2 separate regions of the Mus musculus genome follow, and region 1 is linked to region 2. Evidence: chromatin contacts called from ENCODE POLR2A ChIA-PET data. All regions are on one chromosome and are shown on one strand. The core of a region is the stretch at or near the end of the contact, and the rest is flanking DNA. Distances in the headings are between cores, read along the strand shown. Region 1 holds the start of Nemp2 (nuclear envelope integral membrane protein 2). Region 2 holds the start of Gls (glutaminase).

Region 1 (2,700 bases), core at 39-2,538, 400 kb after region 2:
CATTCTTTCCTATTTAGACCATTAAAAAAAATTGAAGCTGAGTTATTAAAAAAAAAAGATTTCTATTATATCGAGCTTAGTGCTGTTAGTGGAAGACTGGAATTAGAGAAAAGAACACAACTTCTTACTCTAGCTTTGTGTGTGTGGTGGGGCAGGGATGGGGATCAGAGGAAGGTTAAATTAGGTCTCATGTAGCCAGACTAGCCTTGGATCCCCTATGCCACTTAGGCTCACCTTACCCATCATTAACTCTGTTTCTCAAATGGTGGGATTACAGTCCACTACCACCACACTCTTCTGCCCTACTTCAAGTATGAAATAGTAAGTCACACTGAAAGGTTTCCAGAGACCAAAGAAGGCTTGCTCTTAACACAGAATTATCCTGATCATCAATAAACCATAGGGCTCAGAAACTGTGAGTCTCTTTCTAGGACAGACTATTCTCTTGTGGTTGGTGGTGGCTTTCTCTGCTCCCCAGAGTGGTTTACTGTGCAGCATTCCAGTTTCTTGGAGTCTTCTGTCTCAATAGGCTGACTTTAGAGAGCTATCATCTCTGCCAGGTTGGTTATGTTTAGAACACTCACTATATCTTTGAATTTTTAAAAATACAATCTCATTTTTAAAAGAAGGCTTATTTTTTAATTTAAGTGTATGGGTGTTTAGCTTGTGTGTATGTCTGTGTACCATATGTCTGCAGAATTCAGAAGAGGGCAGTTGATTCCATGAAACTGTAGTTACATATGTTTGGGGCTGCTGCCATGTGCACGCTGGGAAACATGGGTTCTCTGGAAGAGCGATAAGTGTTCCTAAGCACTGGACCATCTCTCCAGCCTCCAGATCTCTATTAAAGTAACACTTTATTAATAGTGAACTTATATAACCCTTTTGGGTTTTTTTTTTTTTTTTGAAAGATACTGTGTTCATGAGCTTAGACACAAATTATTTAAGCACCAAATTTCTCAACTTGTTGCTTAAAAAAAAAAAAAGGAAGAGGTGAAAGGAGGGACAAACAAACAAACAAGTCAGGCTTTTGTCTAAGTGGGGCTTGCTGGTCTTATTTCTGAGAGGGTGCATGTGAAGAGCCTGCCTTTCTGAGTGGCCCGCACCAGTGCTCTGAGAACCCTGCGCGGGGCTCCGGCGTGTTTTAAACTGCCCGCCAACTCTGCAAGCTGGCCCAGGAGCAAGAATCGGGAAGGCAGGTGATCGCCCCCTGGAGGCCACTGGGAGAGCCGCTCGGCGGACCGCGGAAGGGCGGGGCCGCAGCCGGCTCCGCCCCTGCAATCCCCTCCCTCCGCTTTCCCGCTCTTGGTCCGCTGCGCCACTTCCGCCGCTCTGGCCGCGATGCTGCCTAGGTTGTGGTGGCTGGTGCTCTGGCTGCAGCCCCTGGCTACACTGCCAGCGAGCGCGGTGCACGACGAGGAGGCAGCGATGTCAGGTAACCCCGGCTCCGGGCGGGGGGGCCTCCTTTCGGCGCCGCAGGGTCACGCGCGGCCGCGGCCAGGCCCCGCCCCTGTCTGCGGGCATCGGATACTTCAGTGTTTTGGTTTGTTCAGGATCACACCGCTGGACAACCGCACAGCTGGCCCTTTGTCTGCAGTTTATGTCTGAAACCTTATTTTATCTGTCTTCAGAAATCTCAGGAAACTCAAGGCTAGAGAAGGATAGAAGCTTCAGAAAGGAACCGAAATTCTGTTTCTGATTGGCTGCTGTGACCTGGGTAGCTGGTCATATGCAAAATACTGCTGATGCTCCAGCATTGAACCAGGTGCACAGGAAGTCTCAGTGAGCTACTCAGACTGTTTGGGGTGCTTAAGATTCTGGCTCAGAAAGCTGTAGCAGCAAAACGCAGTCTCCACGAGTTTAACATTTATTTCTACCATTCACTACATCCTTCAAAAGATTGCTTGTTTGTATTCTTCATTACATGGTCACTTACAGACTCAAGGGAGGCTGTCAAGATACAGACTTTCAATTGGATAATATTCCGACACCGACAAAGTTAGTAGGGTGTCTAAGACTGAAAGAGAGAATGGATGTTCAGTAAGCAGTTATTAGCTTCTGTCACACCTTGTGCCCATACTGGTATCTTGCAGTGAGTTACACCTTAGGGGACGGTCTGTGGTCAGCTTTTCATTGAACAGGAATGTGTTAATTAACTATTTTGTGCTATGCAGGGCTGATTTGCTCTAACTGCATTGTCTTATACTGATTATTCATATATGCCCATTTTACATGCTAGAGAACAAAGAATTGGTAGTAAATATAATAGGTACTTGTGAAAATATAAAACAGTTTGAGGAGGAGGGCTCCTGGGCGTGGCAGCAGAGGGGTAGAAGTAGTTATATAGATTCAGAATCTTGGGCTCTAGTGCAGTTGTTGATTTAACCTGTAGGTGTCGTATTCTCCAGGGCACACAGGTATTATTTCTGCTCCTTTTATTTGCTTCAAGGAACTCAGTTTTTCAAGTTTTGCTGCTGTATGGGTCACCATATAGCCCTAGCAGATCTGGAGATTTTTACATAGACCAGGCTGGCCTTGGCTGTACAACATTCCTGCCTCTACCTCCCAGGTGAAGGGTTTTCAGAGCTGTACTGTTGCGCCTAGCTTAATAGTCCTCAGTTGTGTTAAAGACGCATGTAAATGTTCACCAGGACTTTCTTTCTGAGAAGTGTAAGATACCCAGGAGATGATAAAATTCCA
Region 2 (2,700 bases), core at 80-2,579:
TTGTGCTTTTAAAACAATTTTATCCTTTAAAAATCTGTCCACCGCACAGAAGACATCAGACAAGCCATCACTGGTCCCGATAGGAACAGGTGGTCCATGCTGCGTTCCTCGTCCTCTAGGCCACATGTCCCTATTCCGCCTAATCTCATTTCTGAAGCATTATTTCCGGTGGCCCAGATGGCTCTACGCACGCCAAAACGATCCACCTCAGGAGGATTAAGAACCCAAGGCCACATCTGGCATCCAGTGGGATGGTGGTGGAGGCTTACAGAATGGGGGAACTGCGGCCTGGCAAAAAGGTGAATCGGGAAGGTAGAAGCTCCGCTCTACGCCCGACTCCTCAATGTCACTCGGGAGAGATGGAGGTTCGCGTGGCATCACCCTCGCAGAGCCGGGGCGCTGAGCACGCGGCGCGGCCGGACAGCAGCCTCTGCCCGGCAGGGGCTTCAGCAGGCAAGACCCTCCCGGCGCTCACCCGTCACCCCGGGGCGACTCGCGCCGGCCACGGAGGGGAAGTGGGAGCAGGCGAGGGGCGCGGGCGGGGCCGGGCCTAATCACATGGCACAGCCGTCGCAGGCCGCCTGGCATCGCTTTCTTTCTCTTCCGCGAACCTCCGTTGCTAAGCCGCACCGCCACCGCCCACCGCCCAGGGCCCGACCCCTCCCCTCAGCCTCACCCACGCAACTCACTTGTCGCCCGCGGCCACCATCTCCTTGCCCTCGCTGTTGCCGAACGCGTCGGTCTCCCCCGGGCTGTCCTTGGGGCCCGGGGCTGCGGGTGGCGACGCCCCTGGCTGCTGCTGCTGCTGCTGCTGCTGCTGTGGCGGCGTACCCCCCTTCCCCAGCTCCTGTAGGATCTCCGAGGGCGAACTGGACAGGCCGCCCGCGCCGGGGCCCTTCGCGCGGCCGCCCCCGCCCCACCACGGGTGGAGTCGCGCAGCGGCCACCAGGCCAGCGGTCGGCCGGCTCCCGCCCCGGGGGCGCCGGCACAGCGTGCCGAGGGGCTGCGCGCGCCGCAGGACGGCTCCGACGGCGGCGGGCGGCCTTAAGAGCAGCTCCCGTAGCATCGCCGAGCCTCGCAGCCGCATCATACCGCCGGCGCCCGCTCGTCAGATGAGGATGCTTGGGGCGTGGGCGGCCGCTCTGCTCCCGGAACCGTGTCCCGCACGGCGGGGAGAGGACTGGAAAGAGAAAAAGTCCGGGACGGGGTGTGGCCCCAGCTCCGCCGCTCCCGCCGCCAACGCCGCCGCCCTCGCCGCCGCCGCCGCCCAGCCTGCAGCCAGCCGAAGTTGCTCTGGCCGCCGCGAGCTCCGCACTGAGACTGACGCTCAAGGGAGGGCTGGAGACATACCAGGCTCACCAACCGGGGGCGGGAGGACGCTGACGGCCTGCCCCCTGCAAGCTCTTCCATTGGCTCAGCCTGCCGACCTCTCTTCTGATTGGCTAGAGAATCGGTCAAATTTGTCTCCGCGCCCGTACGCAGTCCCGCTGGGTCCTGGAGGGCGGGGAGAAGGACGACTGACGTGTGTCAGCCCCGCCGACCGCTCTTCCCCCTTGCCTCGGGCCACCTGAGGCCAAGCTGGGCGAGGACCCGTAGCTCCGGAGTCTGGCCATTCACCAGGCAGGTGCGCTCCAGGGAAGCACGTCCTCCAGCTATTGAGGAAGCTGGAGTGCGCCTGTTCAGGCCGCCCAAGGCTGGAGGGAGGCTGGCGGTGGCAGATCGTCTGGTCCAAACCTACTGCTCGCCCCCTCGGTTAGGGGAATGTGTCCGCCCCTCTGAAGGCATCGGTTCTGCCAAGGCCGCCCTGACTAGCTTCATCCCTCTCCCAAATGTGCTTAAAACTTTCCATGGTTGGCTACTGCCCAGAAGCGAAATGTTTTGGAAAAAATGAGCAAAATCCTTTCAGCTATGCAACTTAAGACATTTAGAACGTTTGAGCGTAGGAACAACGAAGAATAGAGAAAAAGCCAGAGTAAGGGTGGATCTCTTCTATCTTCTACAAGATTTCTCCAAATCTTTTGAACGGCGATTATTTCATTAGTACCAGTTGACTTGAAAGCAAAATACTGCAGATCCTTTTTCTATTTTAAAAGCCATTTTAAAATAGAAGCATCTGAATACCATGTCTCAAAACTGTTTCAGCACAGCATCACCTCATCCATGTATCCTTTTAGATGTGTGTGCATCATATGTTTCCTGAGTCTGCACACATATACCACTCAGGACTAAAACCGCTTTTTAAACCATTTCCTGAAACAGATAGGCTTAAATGCATAGATTCACCAAAGTTAGCAGGATATGTAATTCACCAGATTTAGTAATCCAATCAATCTGTACATGTTGAACGAGATTAGTAACCAAAGAATCTGACTGTGCCTACAGGCTTGTCATGCTCAAGTTTTTGTTTTGTTTTCAACCTGCTCTTTAGATAAAAATAAAAAGTGTGAAGGAAATGACCTTGTGGGGGGAAAAAAAGCCAGAATTTTATATTACTTGGGTGGCTTTTATTATTGCTTAAGGTTAGTTTGTCAAAAATATTAATATTAGTGAATCAAAGTTATATATTTAGGAAAAACAATACATTCTAGGGGAGAGATAGCAAATGTTACCCTTAATAATATCTAACTTTGTCTTTCTAACTTATGGGTTGCTTTCAAACCTTAGTGTTGTTCAGTTTCTTACAAACTAGTTATCTGTTTT

The links. ChIA-PET counts read pairs that join two places held with the same protein, here RNA polymerase II (POLR2A).
Region 1: POLR2A ChIA-PET joins it to region 2 with 10 read pairs in embryonic stem cell. The contact joins the promoter of Nemp2 here to the promoter of Gls in region 2. POLR2A ChIA-PET finds 5 or more read pairs at or near these places in 4 of 5 experiments (Patski and embryonic stem cell).

What each region holds. Positions count from the first base shown.
Region 1 is chr1:52,629,417-52,632,116 of GRCm38, forward strand. Nemp2 (nuclear envelope integral membrane protein 2) reads left to right here and starts at 1,289. Exons shown (of 9, transcript NM_001142647.1): 1 at 1,289-1,435. The coding sequence starts at 1,342.
Region 2 is chr1:52,231,903-52,234,602 of GRCm38, forward strand. Gls (glutaminase) reads right to left here and starts at 1,330. Exons shown (of 18, transcript NM_001081081.2): 1 at 690-1,330. The coding sequence starts at 1,090.